2 separate regions of the Homo sapiens genome follow, and region 2 is linked to region 1. Evidence: read pairs that join two places in POLR2A ChIA-PET (ENCODE). Cell type or tissue: OCI-LY7. All regions are shown on one strand. Links, peaks and the distances in the headings refer to the core of each region. The heading gives the core; the rest is flanking DNA. Region 1 overlaps PRIMPOL (primase and DNA directed polymerase). Region 2 has its middle 18 kb from the start of LINC02363.

What was found. ChIA-PET counts read pairs that join two places held together with the same protein. Peaks named below come from ENCODE experiments on the same cell type or tissue, not always from the same donor. Only the 100,000 strongest peaks of a DNase experiment are listed, where the experiment ranks them.
Region 2: POLR2A ChIA-PET joins it to region 1 with 7 read pairs; 2 of 35 experiments call an interaction of 5 or more read pairs at or near these places.

What each region holds. Positions count from the first base shown.
Region 1 is chr4:184,662,387-184,666,788 of GRCh38, reverse strand. PRIMPOL (primase and DNA directed polymerase) reads right to left here. Exons shown (of 14, transcript NM_152683.4): 6 at 725-872. Among named protein-coding and RNA genes, the nearest start is that of PRIMPOL, 15 kb to the right of the region's middle. In OCI-LY7, for the core only: no CTCF peak of the experiment used is centred there; a DNase peak (open chromatin) is centred at 2,128.
Region 2 is chr4:184,333,697-184,338,098 of GRCh38, reverse strand. No RefSeq gene overlaps it. Among named protein-coding and RNA genes, the nearest start is that of LINC02363, 18 kb to the left of the region's middle. In OCI-LY7, for the core only: a CTCF peak has its summit at 2,700; a DNase peak (open chromatin) is centred at 2,708.

The sequences.
Region 1 (4,402 bases), core at 192-4,191:
CTGGAACAATAAACAAGCCATCTTTGATACGACCTGGGACCGAAGCCCCAAAGCAAGGCCGAAGCAAAGGTCAGAAATCCAGAAATGAGATTGCAGATAAGGCTTGAAATGGAAAGGCCTCTCATGCACTTTCCAGGAAACTGAAATAAATCATGTTGGAGCAGAAACCACTATCTGGACATGGATGGCCATCCCAGTATCTAGGATTAGAGATGCAAATGCCAAAGATGTCCTGAATAGGTTGATGTGTCTAGAACAGAAAGACAGGTCCAAAGCTAAGGGAACATCTTGAAAACATGAAGAAACACATTGCCATTATTTTTTTTGAGACAGGGTCTCACTCTGTTGCCTAGGCTGGAGTGCAGTGGTGTGATCCTGGCTTACTGCAACCTCTGCCTCCTGGGTTCAAGCAATCCTTGTGCCTCAGCATCCCGAGTAGCTGGGACTACAGGCATGCACCACCATGCCCGGCTAATTAGTAGAGACAGGGTTTTGCCAGCTTGGCCAGGCTGGTCTCAAACTCCTAGCCTCAAGTGAGCCGCCCACCATGGCCTCCCCAAGTGCTAGAATTGCAGGTGTGAGCCACTGCACTCAGCCTACATCGCATTTTTTAGGATAAGTTAATGACCATAAAACTTGATAAGTACACACAAAATTTTAAGAGGAATAAGAACATATGAGTTTTGAATACAACTCCATGATTTTTAAAAAGCCGTGTACTTACCAACATGAATATTATCTTTAAATGCCACATCATGGAGCTGAAATATTAAATGCCGGCTGAATTTTTCATCAGTGCTAGAATCCAAGTTCAAAACATCTTCAGCTGAGCAATTAACACCGTATAACTCTTGAAGTGCTTTACACACATACTAAAAACACAAGTAAAATGCAAATAATTTATATTTTTTGTTTTAAAATTTTTCTATAAGCAATAAGCATCTCTTTATATATCATCTATGAGTTAAAAAGTCATTAATTTCTGATCAGGCGTGGTGGCTCATGCCTGTAATCCCAGCACTTTGGGAGGCCAAGGCGGGCAGATTACTTGAAGTCAGAAGTTTGAGACCAGCCTAGCCAACATGGTAAAACCCAGTCTCTACTAAAACCATAAAAATTAGCCAGGCGTGGTGGCAGGTGTCTATAAGTCCCAGCTACTCAGGAGGCCGAGGCAGGAAGATCACCTGAACCCAGGAGGCGGAGATTGCAGTCAGCCAAGATGGTGCCACTGCACTCCAGTCTGGGTGACAGTGTGAGACTCCATCTCAAAAAAAAAAAAAAAAAAAGTCATTAATTCATTTTTTTTAATGGTTTTAATTACCAGAAAGTGTCTAGTTCATATTGAGCCTGACTCCAGCTCTAAGAATACAGCCTCTGAGACTACAAGGCACTGGGCATGAAGGCCATGCACAATAGAAAGGCAGCAAGCACGGGGGCTGGAGTCAGAGACAGGTCAGTGTCAGTTTTGGCTTTGCCATCTGCCAGCTCTATGGCTTTGGTCAAATCTAAACCTTAACATTTCCCAGCTGCTAAACAGGAATAATAATAGCAGCTACCTTTTGGAGTTGCTTTAAGGAATAAAAAAGAAAATGGAAATTTTTAGCACATGTAACTGCTTAAAAAAGCCTTGGTTGTGCAGCCTTAGGACAAGTCCCTAAAGCTTCAATTTTCTCATTTGCAAAATGAAGCTACTAAGAACTACCATGCAATATTATCTTGACATGAGCAAAAATGTTTATGAACTGCCGTCAGTTTAGATACCTCAAAGTTACGCAATAAACTGTATTTTTAATGATATTTTGGGATTCTTCTAACACCACACTGTCCTCATGCCCTCTGGCTTTACTCTTCTGTAAATTCTTTCTCAGAGAGGGCTTCCTTGATTTCCCTCTCTACATCAAATTCCCCCTACATACTCTTTTTCTCTTTATAGACTTACAATTTTAGGTTGATTTATGTGATTAGTTTGACATGTTTCCTCTGTATTACAGGGGCTCTTCCTCCATATTTGTTCTCTCCCTCTGTAGAAGCAGAATCCCAATTTTTTAGCTAGATTGGAGGCCATCCAGAACAAAGACTACATTTCCCAGGCTCCTCTACAGCAGGGTGTGGCTGCTAAGTCTGGCCAATGGGACGTGAGAAGGAAAGTATGCCACTTCTAAGTGATCCTCTAACAGGCAAAGGGCGTACCGTCCCCTTCTCCATTTGTACTGACTAGAATGCAGACACAGTGGTATGAGCCATCTTGGACAATGGAAGAAGGCAACATCTTAGGGACAGCAAAGCAACAAGCCTAGTCCCTAACAGTACGGAGCCACATTAGATATTACTTGGGGGAGAAATAGGTTTCTGTCTTGTTTAAGCCAGTTTAATTTTGGGTCTTTATTATGGCAGCTAAATCTATCCTAACGTATTATCCTCCATTAGACTACAAAGTGTATGCCATCAGACATTATGTCTCTTTGACTTACCACTTGGTAATCCTAGTGCCTGGGCACAGTGCCTGACACTTAGTAGGGACTAAAAACTATTTGATGAATGAAGTCGACTTCTGTACTTTCGGAGCTACAGAGAATAAATTTAGTGATGCTTTAGGTAGGACAAGTAATCATATTCTCCTAAATTCTATTTCCCAAGATTAACTTTAATTAAAACTTTAAGTTACTTAAATAATTAAATTATAAAATCCAGAAGTTAAACTTACATGAGTGGACAATGTTGCCCTGAAATGTGGTCCTAATAAAATACATTAGCACCAGAATTCATTCTAACTGTGGAGAAGGGGCTTATTGAAATGTGTCAGTTTAGCCACTGAACCACAGGGTATTTTACATTATCACCAATTATTATTAACCATCTGCTAAATTAGCATAAGAGCTAACCTAATTATGCCTCCTCACAGTAAGACTCAAAGGAAAAAGTACTTACTGGATTATAAACTTATTGCATACAAAGTAACCAATAAATGAAATTAATTTCAATGTAATCATTATAAAAAGCATTATATTAAGTAAAGTAATCCAATGAGAACTGTTCTATCAACATGGTAAACATGTTAAATAAAAATGCTGTATAATTTTGAACTTCGATTTCTACAGTTTCTTCCAACAGTTTTGCTGATGCAGAAGATTAGCTGCTCAAGACTCATTTGGATAAAGTAGTATAAAGAATAAGGAGAAAAAAATTCTAAACACCTACATGGTCTTTGCCATACCAGTGTTTATTAATATGTGTTACAAATGAAATTTGCTCCAGTGTTCATTTCATTAGAAATATTTCTAGTTTCTAATGCAATGTGGTACTTCTTTGCTAATATGCAATGTTAAGTGGCAGTGAAAATCTCTGAATCGAGGTTCCTTGTAGCCCATGGAGAAACTACACAAGAAATCTTACTTTAGACTGTAGAAGAAAGTCAATACTTATGAATTACTAAAAACATAATTAGGCCAGGCACAATGGCTCGCGCCTATAATCCCAGCACTTTGGGAGGCGGAGATGGGTGTATCACTTGAGGCCAGGAGTTCAAGAACAGCCTGGCCAACATGGCAAAACCCTATCTCTACTAAAAATACAAAAATTAGCCAGGTATGGTGGCACACACCTGTAATCCCAGCTACTCGGGAGGCTGAGGCAGGAGAACTGCTTGAACCTGGGAGGCAGAGATTGCAGTGAGCTGAGATCACACCACTGCACTCCAGTCTGGGTGACAGAGCTAGACTCTGTCTCAGAAATAATAATAATAATAATAATAATAATAATAATAATAATAAAGGTTTAAAATTAAACAGAATTTACCAGCTGTAATGAAATAAGCATCTAAATTTATTTTTAAGGGTTCAATGGCTATTTGAAGAAAAATATAATTTGGGGTTTTTTTTGGGGGTGGTGGGGGACTTTATATATATTTCTTCTGCTTCAAAGCCAGGATAAAGCTAACATTCTATATATTTTTTAAATAGCATTCACATACATTTTCACAAAGATTTAAAATCAAGCATGTAGAGGTCCAACAGAGAATACTAGCAGATATTCTTTATCAAAAACATTTTAATCTGGATATATTTTAAAAGTTATAAAATGGGTAATCTATAACATTATTATTCAGTTAACATTTAAAAGAAAAATAGCTAGTCAGTAAGTGTCAGTACCTACACTTAGGCTGAATAATAGTCAATACAATTTTAACACAACTTCCTGTGATACAATCTGAAAATTTTTTTTGAAATAATCCTAATAGAACTTAGCTGCACAAGTCCATGCTATTCCTTTTATTAGTAACTTCCTGGTTGACACAGCTAAATCAAAAATAAAGAACTACAGTATTTTTTCTCTTAGTTAAAAATAGTAACTATATTTTTAGACAAGATTTTACCATTACTAGCTGTAGGACCTTGAATAGGAA
Region 2 (4,402 bases), core at 294-4,293, 330 kb after region 1:
ATTGGTTACAGAGACAGATTTTAGACTTGTCTCCCATATCCTGGCTGGCATCACCAGCAATAAAGCCTTTCTTCCTGGCAGTACTTGTTGTCTCAGTGATTGGCTTTCTGTGTGGTGAGCAATCAGACCTAAGCTGAATCCCTGGCATTCACCAACACATAAATGTGCAGTTCTGTTTCTGGACTCTCTCTTCTGCTTCATTGATCTGTTTTTCTAACTTTATGCCAAAATTGCACTAGTTTGATTACTGTTCCTTTATAATAAGCTTTGAAATAATGTCATATTAGGCCTCCAACTTTGTTCTTCTTTTTGAAAACTGTTTTGGCTATTTTAGGTCCTTGCATTTCCATAAAAGTATTAGAATCAGCTTATCAATTTCTCCAAAAAAAAAAAAAAAAGCCTACTGAGATTTTGATTGGGATTGCACTGGATTTATAGACCATTTTGGGGAGAACTGACATCTTAACAATATTGAGTCTTCCTCCCATGAACAAAGTATATTTCTTTATTTGTTTAGGTCTTCTTTAATTTTTCTCAACGATGTTGTATGGTTTTCAGTATATAGATCTTTCAGAGTTTTGTCAGATTAATTCTTAAGTATTTAATATTTTTGACCTAATTGTAAAAGGTATTATTTCTTTCCGTTTCAATTGCCAATGGGTTATTGCTAATATATAGAAATGCAATTGATTTTGCCTATAACTTTGCTAATAGTTCTAGTAGCTTTTTCATGTGAATTCCATTGGCTAGTCTACATAGCTCACTGACGCTCTGTTCATTAAAAGAATTTTTTCCCTCTGAGTTTCCTTTTAGGTAGCGTCTTTTGCTATGATTTCAATTTCACTTTTTTCCCCTTCTTCAATAGCTAATCTGCTACTAATCCTATAGTGTTTTTTTCATCTCAATATTGAACTTTCCATCTGTAGATGATTTGAGTCTTTTCTAAATCTTCCATGTCTCTATTTGACCTTTTAAACATATAGAATACAGCTATAGTAACTGTTTTAATGTCCTTTTCTGTTTATTCTACTGTCTGTGTCAGTTCTGGTTTGATTTCAGTTTATTGATTATTCTCTTCATTATGGCTAGTGTTTACCTCCTTCTTTTCATGATGAGTAATTTTTTATTTGATGCCAGCCACTATAATTTTATCTTGTTGGGTCTTGGGTTCTTTGCAATCTTATAAGTGTTCTTCAGCTTTGTTCTGCAATACAGTTAAGATACTTGGCAACACTTGAATACTTAAAGTCTTGCTTTTAAGATTTTTTAGGTGGTACTACAGCAGTGCTCAGTTTAGGCATAATTATTCCCCACTACTAAGTTAAGACCCTTCTGTGTACTCTATTTATTGCTTCATGAATCATGGTCTTAAATGTGGCTGGTAAGAATAGGTACTATTTCTAGCTGTGTCCGAGTATCAGACATTGTTTCTTCTAATCCACTCAGGTGGTTCTTTTGGCCTTGGGTAATTTTCTGTCATGCATGCACAAATCAATACTCAGAAGAATACTTAAGGAGGTCCCTCTGCAAAACCCTAGAACTCTGTGTGCACAAATCTCTCCTCTCTGGGAACCTGCTTGTGAGTTCTCACTGCTGTGGTTTTTCCAACCTTCAACTCTGTCTCCCCAACTCAGGGAGGCCTTGGGGCTCCACCAGGGTTCCCTCTCCCTATATCTTAGCCTCAAAACTCTTTCACAGTAGTAAATTTTGGCCACTGTATGGATGACATTATTTATGTCTCATCTCTTAAGTATCAAAGTATCATTATCCTTAATTGCCTGGTGTCCAGTACCTTAAAATTGCTATTTAATATATTTTGCTTTTTTTTTTTTTTCAGGGAGGAGGGTAAATCCAATCCATCTTGAATGAGCATATGTATTAGTTTTTATGCTCCTGATAAAGACATAGCTGAGGCTGAGCAATTTACAAAAGAAAGAGGTTTAATAGACTTATAGTTCCTTATGGCTGGGGAGGCCTCACAATCATGGCGGAAGGCAAGAAGGAGCAGGTCACATCTTACGTGGATGGCAGTAGGCAAAGAGTTTGTGCAGAGAAACTCACATTTTAAAACCATCAGATCTCCTGAGACCCACGAGAACAGCACAAGAAACAGCACGGGAAAGACGTGCCCCCATGATTCAACCATCTCCCACTGGGTCCCTCCAACAACATGTGGGAATTATGGGAGCTACAAGATGAGATTTCGGTGGGGACACAGAGCCAAACCATATCAGGGTAGAATGGTATTAAAGAAAAAGATTTTCTTACACTTATTAAGGCAGTAAGAAAGATTTATTCAAGATTATTGCAATAGGTATCAAGACTGTGCAATAGGAGACAGGAAATGGTTGAGCTCAACTCTGAATACAGCAAAAACCACTGGAGGTTTTTAGCCAGTGAGCAGAATGGGAGGAGAAGAGTCAGTGGATGGAAAATTACTAAGAGGAGAAATCAAAGGTGGGAGGATTTTCCCTAAACTGACTTAGCAGGACTCTTGTTACAATTGGACTAGGCAGGCTGAAGACAGGATGCAAGGACAAAGCTTGTTGAAAAGAGGCCTCAGAGGAGCTCATCTAAAATTTGGTCAAGGGGAGGGTCTTTCTTGGTCCCTCCTCTTGTTCAAGGGAAAAAGAGACATTCTTCTTTCCTTTGAACAATATAAGTCAATTTCTCATTTGGTGGCCTTTTTTTCATTAAGGACAAGCTGAGCCCCCTGCTGAAACTTGGTAGCAGGGCAGCCAGTTGAGAAGATTTCTAGATGTCAAGGCATCTTTAGATGATGGGGTGAGGACTGCAGTGGCCATCCCAGATCATGGATTTTCTGGTTTGCAGTTTGAATGTCCTTGGTGATGGCATAGACATCAGTGTCACAGTCATGGTTATTTTTCCGAGCAGAGTGTAGAAGTGTCCAACTTCATCTTGAAGGGCTTCTTTAGACAGTCACAATAAAGATCTGGGAAGTTAGGTTTTAGTTCTCAGTGATGCCAAATCAGGACAGTGGGAGAAAAATTAAAAACCTCAGTTTGGAGAGTGGTAGCCAGATAGTAAAGGGAACTAGAAGAACTGAGAATTTGGTAAGGACTGACAAGCTGTGCATGATGACAGGATCCCGTTCAATTTACAAGTAGATAACAAAACCTGAAAGACAAGTACAGGACCAGAATAATAACCCATAAGAAGGTGCTATAGTTTTTATAAAATATCTTTCTACAGTCATCCCCCTTTTTTGATCCAAATTAACCAAAGTAAGATTATTCTTGTTTACAAAATAAGTCTTGTCTCATTATATTTGACTTACTTATTTGCATAATTGCAGCAAGAATGGCAACTGACCAGGTAGGCTTATTTAAGTTTGCATTGCTGGAACTTTTTACAAGTAATCTCAGATTATGCTTTCAAGAGTTCTTGAAGCTATAAAGCCAAGTCAAGCACCACCAGGCCTTATCTGCAATGCCTAGAGATTCAGATGGGTTCTTCTCTTCTTGAGGTCCTAAAAACATCCTGAGTTTCTTTGGCCTGCCAGAAAGTCACCTTCCTGACTCACCTGTAAGGCTGGGAACTCCATAATCCAGGTACCAGGCAGACTTTCCGGGAGGGCTTCATATGCATTGGCTCCATAAAGTTAACCTTAGTTCCTCAAAACTGTCTGTTCATATGTGATTTTATGTCTTATTCTCAGTTGGAAATGCAGAAATCACCTGTCTTCTGCGTCGATCAGGCTGGGAGCTGCAGACCGGAGCTGTTCCTATTCGGCCATCTTGGAATGGACCCCCATGTCTTATTCTCAAATAAAACATTTTGGTCAAAGCCTTGATTATCTAATCAATTTTTAAAATTATGTTCTGTTACAAAAAGGACAGATTCTTATCGAACCCATATAAAATAGTATATCACCATTGATACGGTTTGGATCTGTGTCCCCACTCAAATCTGATGTTCAATTGTAATCTCCCAGTGTTAGAGGTGAGGCCTAGGGGGAGGTGATTGGATCATGGGGACATTTTCTCATGAATGTTTTAGCACTGTCCCCTTGGTGCTGCTCTTGTGCTGGTCAGTGAGTTATCGTGAGATATGGTTGTTTAAAAGTGTGTAGCAGCTGGACATGGTGGCTCACACCTGTAATCCCAGCATTTTGGGAGGCCAAGGTGGGCAGATCACCTGAGGTCGGGAGTTCGAGACTAGCCTGACCAACATGGAGAAACCCCATCTCCACTAAAAATACAAAGTTAGCTGGGTGTGGTGGCGGGCGCCTGTAGTCCCAGTTACTCGGGAGGCTGAGGCCGGAGAATCGCTTGAACCCGGGAGGCCGAGGTTGCCGTGAGCCGAGATCGTGCCACTGCATTCCAGCCTGGGTAACAAGAGTGAAACTCCGTCTCAAAAAAAAAAAAAGAAAGTGTGTAGC